3 separate regions of the Homo sapiens genome follow, and regions 1 and 3 are each linked to region 2. The links are chromatin contacts, found by Hi-C or POLR2A ChIA-PET in ENCODE. All regions are on one chromosome and are shown on one strand. Each heading gives the region's core, a stretch centred on a gene start or an enhancer-like site at or near the end of the contact. The rest is flanking DNA. Distances are from core to core; before and after follow the strand shown.

Evidence for each region. A loop is a pair of places that touch in the nucleus more often than their neighbours do. ChIA-PET counts read pairs that join two places held with the same protein, here RNA polymerase II (POLR2A). Pooled maps may share reads with other maps.
Region 1: a map of mammary epithelial cell shows a loop between it and region 2 (18-fold over the local background). The contact joins the promoter of RTP1 here to the enhancer-like site in region 2. A Hi-C loop is called at or near these places in 2 of 168 maps with a recorded cell type or tissue (astrocyte of the cerebellum and mammary epithelial cell) and 1 of 50 pooled maps. POLR2A ChIA-PET finds 5 or more read pairs at or near these places in 1 of 52 experiments (H1).
Region 3: a loop to region 2 is called in a map with no recorded cell type, with 2.6 times the contacts of the local background. The contact joins the promoter of LINC02041 here to the enhancer-like site in region 2. A Hi-C loop is called at or near these places in 2 of 168 maps with a recorded cell type or tissue (K562 and endothelial cell of hepatic sinusoid), 12 of 37 single-sample maps with no recorded cell type and 9 of 50 pooled maps.

Annotation. Positions count from the first base shown.
Region 1 is chr3:187,196,106-187,198,805 of GRCh38, forward strand. RTP1 (receptor transporter protein 1) reads left to right here and starts at 1,381. Exons shown (of 2, transcript NM_153708.3): 1 at 1,381-1,682. The coding sequence starts at 1,411. LOC101929106 (a long non-coding RNA gene) reads right to left here. Exons shown (of 5, transcript NR_110052.1): 4 at 2,422-2,597; 5 at 985-1,925.
Region 2 is chr3:187,317,712-187,320,411 of GRCh38, forward strand. No RefSeq gene overlaps it. Among named protein-coding and RNA genes, the nearest start is that of MASP1, 27 kb to the left of the region's middle. Within about 2 kb of position 1,405, at least 5 of the 41 ENCODE cell types and tissues checked have a DNase peak (open chromatin) inside an H3K27ac peak, as active enhancers do.
Region 3 is chr3:187,445,709-187,448,408 of GRCh38, forward strand. It overlaps LINC02041 (long intergenic non-protein coding RNA 2041), which reads left to right and starts at 1,338. Exons shown (of 4, transcript NR_146716.2): 1 at 1,338-1,413; 2 at 1,900-2,049.

The sequences.
Region 1 (2,700 bases), core at 131-2,630, 120 kb before region 2:
GCCTGCTCAGATTCTGCTAGCCACACCAAGCTTTTGGAGAGAGTGGAGTCAAGAGACGTGTTTTCCAATTGTAGGAAGTGTTGTTTCTAATGCATGCGATGAGCTTCGTCAACAAGTTTATACAAATAGATGGGAAGAGTGTAATGTGAGAAACTGAAATAAAACCAAAATGCCCTAAAAGACAGGATTGGCTAAATAAATTATGCCTATCCATATAACAGAATATAGGTAGCCCATAATGTACTACTACGGAATATGACCTAGAAAAATATTCATGACGTATTATTTTTTGAAAATGTCACAATGTGGTATATAGAATGTATGTGGTGTACAGAATGTGTGTGTATATACACACACATACACTTGTACATGTACAGAAAAATGGTAAGCGGGATGTACATATCGTAATGTTAACAGTAGTCATCTCGGGTGGGGTTTTATGGAAGAGTCTTACTTCTCTTTTCTTTCATCTATATTTTGTATTTTTTCTAGAATAAACCCATATGATTTTTTAAAAGGAAAAATAATTTATTAAAAATAGCAGCAGAGGCATGTATAGTAAAGGCTGTTTTGCCTGTGGGTGGTGCTCCTCTTCTGCGCTTCTATAATCAGCTTGGAAATAATCTTGTCTGCTCCTGCCTGGCTGATGCAATGCTCCTACCTTTGTGCACAGGTGGCTGTTCTTGCACAAGGCCATTGCAGCATGGATCCTATTGCACAGTTATTCAGTACACAGTCAGCTACAAGCACTGACATAGAGCTTGGCACATGTCTGCAAACCCTACCCACATGCTCGGATATGTTTGAAATGAATGAATTAATGAACCGGTCTGGGGTCAACAGCTTGAATTTGTATACAGGCTCCGCCATTTATAGGCTAGGTGAGTCCTAGGCTCCTGATCTGTACTGCAGCAATAGTAATCATAACTTAAGAGACCTCCAATTGTGTTTTGAAAATGGCAAAGTGCTGGTCACAAGATGGCTGGGGAAGCCGAGAGAGAGTTTATTATTATTGCTCCATCTACTAACAAATTTACATCTCCCCATCCCTCATTTCTCCTTGGCTGCCTAAGGCATCATGGTTACCGTAGCAGCCAGATGCTGATGATGCCTCCAGGGGACGGCAAGGTGAAACTGAGCCAGTTCCCAGTCCTCACCTCCCCATACTCTTTCCAGGCCAGGGTGAGATGGTCTGAAGCTCAATCTCTGGTCAGGTCCCCCACTCTGTCTTGGATCATTTAGACCCACAAACTCTGCCTCTGCAATCTCAGTTCAGGGCCTTGAAACACCTCTTCAGAGACTCCCTCCTCCCCAAGCTCTGTCTTCTGGCAACCTGCCTGGTTGCCGTGGAAACAGGTTCCACTGCGGACAAAGGAGGGAGCTGGGTCCTGCTTCCTCCTGGTCTTGTCGATGAGGATTTTTAGACCGTGGAGACTGCGCTGCCCTGCCCTGCACCTACCCTCACTCTCCGTGTTCTCACTAAGGTGGAAATTGCCTTCCCTCACTACTGACGAGACCATGTGTAAAAGCGTGACCACAGATGAGTGGAAGAAAGTCTTCTATGAGAAGATGGAGGAGGCAAAGCCGGCTGACAGCTGGGACCTCATCATAGACCCCAACCTCAAGCACAATGTGCTGAGCCCTGGTTGGAAGCAGTACCTGGAATTGCATGCTTCAGGCAGGTGAGTAGCCCAGGAAGGTGGATCCCTGCAGGCCGCCTCTAGGTCCCTAGCTCTGGGGCACCTTCCAAGGAGAGGAAGATTACGTAGAACCCAAGTGTTTAGCTTCAATCTCACTATTAGGCTGGCGTAGACTGGAAGTCAGAGAAAGAGTCCCTAACTGGGAACTACGACACTTGAGTTGGATTTCAGCTCTTCTACTGATCACCTGTGTTACTCTTCCTCTCTGAGTCACAATTTTTCCGTCTGGAAAATAAAGACATAGAATATACGTATGAGTCCTACACACTGACATTTTACATATTTTCTATTTTAACAGTCTCTTAAAAAGTAGTTTAAAACCAGAGAAGAAGGGTTTGAGGCCCACTGGGGGTCGAGACGTCCGTGCTCTGGTCCTGGGACCGGTTTAAATCTATTTAACTCAACTTAATTTCACTTAAAATATTGAATACATGAGATGTGCCAGAAACTGGCTCTATCATTGGCTCCATGGCTGTTGAGGAACTCGATTTTCTTCTTGGACCTGGCTTTCTCCTTTTGCACAGTGAGAGGTTAGCCTGTGGTCCACAGAGCAGCAGGATCGGCATCACCTGGAATTTGTTAAGAAAGCAGAATCTTGGGCCCCTTTTAGATCTGAATCAGAATCTGATTTCAAGAAGAGTTCTAGGTGATTAGTATGTAAAAACTATCTGAGATGAATTTCTAGCACTCTTGTTCATGGGTCCAGAGTGTAGGGGCTTACCTTTGAGACATAAGATGGGGAGGCTGAGTGGTGCAGCCTGGAAGTCAGAAGCAAGGCCTTCCTGCTTGCCCTGGTTCAGCCAATTCACTTCAATTCAGGAAACATTACTGGGCACCTGTTACGTGCTGGGCGCCGGTTCTGCCTCTAGCTGTGTGTACATGGATGCCTCTCTCACTCTGTCTCAGCATAAAAGAAAACATTAATTAGGTGATTTCCAGGTCCCTCTAGTTACGACATTTTTCAATCCAGGTTTTGTAGTCTGGTCTGAGAGAGGAAACA
Region 2 (2,700 bases), core at 155-2,654:
TTTGACTGCCTCCTCCTCTCATTCTCCTCCAGTGACTCTTCAAGTGTGGCTCTGGAATCATTTGTGTCAGAAACACCCAAGGAGCTTTCTGCTTACTAAAGGTGTGACTGGAGTTCTAGTCCAGACCGACTGTATGGAGTCTCTGGAGGTGGGTAGGAACAGGCATTATAAGCTGTCTCTCCTGGAGATTCTGACACTTTCCCTGGACCACACTTCCCCGCCCCCACTCCACACCCACCCTGACAGGGTCTTGCTCTGTCACCCAGGCAAGAGTGCAGTGGTATGATCACGATTCAGTGCAGCTTTCATGTTCTGAGCTCAAGAGATCCTCCCAACTCAGCCTCCCAAGTACCTGAGACTACAGGTGTGCACCACCACACTTGGCTAATTTCTAAATATTTTGTAGAGATGAGGCTTTGCTATTTAGCCCAGGCTGTGGGTCATACTTTTTCTGTGTGTGTGTGTGTGTGTGTGTGTGTGTGTGTGTGTGGGACAGGATCTCACTCTGTTGTTCAGGTTGGAGTGCAGTGCCGGGATCTCAGCTCACTGCAACTTCTGCCTCCCGGGTTCAAAAGATTCTCGTATCTCAGCCTGCTGGGTAGGTGGGATTACAGACATGCACCATTTTTGTATTTTTAGTAGAGACAGGGTTTCATAATGTTGCCGAGGCTGGTCTCAAACTCATGGCCTCAAGTGATCCACCGTCCTTGGCTTCCCAAAGTGTTGGGATTACAGGCACGAGCCACAGTGTCCGGCCTGTGGGCCTACTTTTTAATGCTTCCCAGTTCATCCTCCCCACTGCTGCCTTGACCCCATCCCATTGCTCTCCTCCTTAAAATCCTTCATGGGGCTCTCCTCCTTACAAACAGACGCTAAGCTCCATATCCTGGCATAAAGGACCTTTGGTGATTTGGCCCCTGTGCAGCTCTTGGGTCGCCCCCAACTCTCAAATCTGCTCTGTGCCCCGGAGATATCCTTAACACACCTGCTTGCTCCCACCCTGAGCCTGGCAGTTCCTGCTCTCCACCATGTTTCACTTGCACCCACCTTCAAATCTCAGAGTGGGAAACAGCTCCCGAACAAGAGGAAAGGCCTAAGCCCCAGTGTTGGCTCTGCCATTGATAAGTCACATGACATATTGATTATACAATCCTTGAGCCCCAACTCATATGTAAGCAAAGAGAGGACTTTAAACTGATTTCAGTTTTGGAATACTTAAAAAAAATCAGAAATACAAACTTCGTACAAATGTGTTGTGAAAGGTGCAGTAACAAGTCGTAGCCACCAGAGAGCACTAGAGGATCTCATTCAGCACAAGCGCGGGGCTTTGTCTCCATGACTTAGACTTCATTCTGGGGGTGGTCTACTCGAATTTGGGGCTGATGGGTGCCATCAGCTCCATGCCTAACCTTTATGTAAGAATATTATGAGACAGAGGAGCAGAATCTGTCACTTAAAAACTTCACTTTGGGGGAGGCAATGAAACTAGTCGTTAGTTGTCTTTAAATGCACAAATTTCAAAAGCAGCCCTTTCCGTGCTGGCTGGTGCATTTTGAAGGCTGTCCCAGTACTCCCACCCTACAGCTCATTTTTGGACCTCATATGCCGGACACATGGAGGGAGTTGTTTTGTTCGGGTTCTAGTGGAACCATCTGTACATTCCTCACTCTCTGTGGGGAGCAGGAATTGATCACAGGAAATGACCTCAGCTGCCTTGGGAAAGACGGACTTCCCATCCCTGCGGCTTTGAGCAAATCTGCTTAGTTGAGGGGCTGAGGAGGTAATTCTAGACCCTCCTGTGGCTGGGTTTGAATCTGAGACGCCTCTGAGGATCTGATGAAAGTCATGGACAATCCCCTCCAGAATACTCATAATATGCAGATTATTTCAGCAGCTTCGCAGACCTTTTATCTAGGAACCCAGGCTATGGACTATTTAGGGTTCCTCTCAGCTTTAAGAACCCAATGTCTTATAGTTGTACTTCATAACGAGCTATGCACATTAGCAGCTTTCTAATTTGTAGTAAGACTAAACTCTTGGTTATTTCCTCTGGAGAAGTGGGGGTGATGCATCCCACTGTTTAGGAATACCTCAATAGTGGATCATCCATCAGATCTGGGCTTTCCTATGAGCACTTCAGCCCCTTAGAGAGGGTGCATTCTGAAACTCTCCTGCAGGGGAGGCTAAAGAGCCACACATATCCCCAATGAGTCCCTGCTCGCTGGGGATGTGTCCTGGCCACGCAGGGAGGAAGTGAAGCTTCTTGCCATGTCGGTGTCCACATCTCAGTCCTGAGCTTTCTTTGTAAATCTTTCTGTGTTCTGGGAAGCTCCAGGGACTCTGCCTGCTTTTCTCTGCGCTGTACAGCTCCTCCATATGCTCCTACCTTTGGAGTTCTTTGCATCCTGAAGCTTGTGACCTAGAAGCTTCATAAGACAAAATAGCTAGCAATGACCTTGGGATTAAGATGCTCAGTCTTGTCTTGACTCTGCCGTTTATTAACTGTGGGACTCTCGGCCTCAATTATAAAATAGGAATAATAACTCCTATTTCTTATCTTATTGGGTTCTTTTATTTTTATTTAACAAATATGCACGGAGCGCCTGTTACGTGCCACTCCCCGTCCTTAGCACAGTTGATAGCAATGAATGGGACAGACATGATTCTCTGTCTTGATGAAGCCGACAGTCCAGGGTAGTT
Region 3 (2,700 bases), core at 88-2,587, 130 kb after region 2:
GGACTCCTTCTGGAATATCCATTCCCAGCAAGGCATCTGTATTCATTCTCATGAGCCACTCCAGGCTTGCCAATGGATGAAAGAAGTCTGCAACCACTGTAAACAATCAGGCTGGTGTTGAGTCACTTATGTGGACCACCACTGTGCCACTCCTTCTGACCACTCCAGCTGCTCCACCTCTGACAGGCTTCCATCTACCTTGGAGGCCAGCTGACCACAGTACTTAGATCATTACTTGATCTCTCAATCCCCTCTGAGAGTCTTTGGGAAACAACATGCGAATGTTTATCATTGTTAAGTCTGGTCACTGAGCCTCATGGAAAATTCTCCCCTCTTTTCTCAATTTTCTCATTTATAAAATGGGAATAATGAGAATACTCAGACCTTCTTCAAGAGGTTATTTTGAGTCCCAAGTGAGATAATACCTGCAGAATACTGAATATTCAATTAAGGAGGTGCTCAGTAAGAGCACTACTATTTCATTACTGTTTCTCTCATGTCAATTATTAGGGTATTTTAAAATATCTTTCTCCAGAATATCTTTCTATCTCCCAATATGACGATAAGTTCTCCTAGAGCAGGGCACTTCTAAGTTTTCTGATGCGTCCACACAATTTATCAGGCAGCTGGAACATGGAATGAACACTTGCATGGCAGCCAGGAGCCTCAAGCTGGAGTCCCAGCACCACCTGTGATTACCTCATTCCTCTGTCTGGCTGTCTTTCATTAGGTCTTCTATTATCTCCTCTGTGCCCTCACTCTCCCTTCCCTTCTTAAATCCCCATCCTTCTACCTTGGCCTCACCTACTGAAATCTCACTCCACCTTCCAGTTCAAACCAAATTCCCCACCTTCTGGGAATCCCTTCCTCAGTAGCTGCAGACTACACTGGCCTGTCTTTTCCCAGACTTCTCATTCCTTCATGTTAGCACCACAATGCTTAGCAACTAGTGGCTTTTTCAATAAGAAAGATGTAGTCTTATTTATCTCTTTGCACAACTCCCTTCTCTATTGTGTTTTCCACATTTACATACCACTTTGGGGCAGAAATTGGCCCAGTGGCCAAATCTGGCCCACTTTCTTTTTGTATGGTCTAAAGCTAAGAATGTTTTTGTATTTTAAATAGTCAAAAAAAGATCAAAAGAAGAAAAATGTTTCATGAAGTGTAAAAATTACCTAAAATTTAAATTTTGGCATCTACAAATAAAGTTTTATTGGAACGTAGCCACACTCATTTGTGAAGCAGGTTCACTGTGCACTGGTTACCAACTTGTCTGAGTCTGGTAAGGCAGAAGATCCTTAAACATAACAAATTACATGAAACAAATTTATTATTTACAGATAAACAGCAAGGGATAACAGAAGTGTAGGATTGATTGTGAGCTTCTCCCCCCAAACTCAGAAAAACTGCCAGGTAAATGAGGTCTCATCTGCATGTGCCCCACTTGCATTGCTACTGAGGGACCCTGAAAAGCAGACAACCCTGGGTGTTACACCCTCCCCAGGGTATGAAAGGACACACTAGGCAAATGTGTTGAAGAACATCCCGTTTCCAGGTGGAAACTGGAACTGAGCCAGCCTGTTCCAGCCAGTCTCTCCTTGTCTCAGGATGTTGCATTCTCAGCATATTTTACAGTTATTCCAGGGAACAACAGTGAGAAGGGGAGAGAGCTGGGTTGGTTCAAGGCCACCTGGAGAACTGTCCTGCACCATGTGTCGTATATTGTTTATGGCTGCTTTGACACTACAACAGCAGTGTTGAGTAGTTGCAGTAGGGACTGTTTAACCCACAAAGCCTACATTGCTTACATCTGGACCTTTGCAGGAAAAGTTTGCTGACCTGTACTTTAATATATAAAAACCCATTCACATTTGCACATTCATTTGGTGGTCACCACAGGCCTATGGTAACATCTCCGTTTTCAGAAGCTCAGAAAAGTAAGCTGCTTGCTCAAGAATGGACGGCTTCAAGGTGGCAGAGCTGGAAGTTTCTAACTCACTCACCTCATACTCAGACCTGCACTGTTTTTCAAGACAGTCAATATTTCAGGTAACTCTTCTTTCTTGTAATCCATTTCCTATCACATGCCTCACTTAGCATCTCCAATGAGCTCCCTCAAGAAATGTGAGGTTGCATCAGTGGCTCCCTAGTCTCTCTGAAAAGTGATGTAATTGTTATCAAATTAAAGCCCATCAGTAACTGGTAAACTGCTCTGCTCTTAGCTGGCTGGGCCCACAAGTGCTTTATCTAACCAACCATAACTTCTTCCTTGGCTGACGATAAGGTTTAATTAGGAGGAGGTGACATGTTGCTGGTGACCACTGATTTATAATGAACGGCAGCGAGTTTTTTGGAGGGACAGGTAGACATGCTGGCCCCCATCCAAGCCTGCCTGCCTGAACATCTCCTAATCTCTTGCCACCCTCCCTCTTTGCCCGAGCTCATGTTGTGGGTGTTCACTGGTGTCCTTAGTCTCTGCCTTGATGGCCCTTGGTCTTCAGGCATACTCTTTCCTTGGGACATCTTTTCCTAGAGCTTGGTGATTTAGGGGAAATTATTTTCTTACACTGAGCTTAGTTTCCTCATCTGTTGAATGAGAATGATGCTTCTAGCTTTCAGCACAGTTGAAACACAGCACACAGATCACACAGAGATGATCATGTGTGTCAGTTTATGTAAAGTGTACCTAGCACAGCTCCT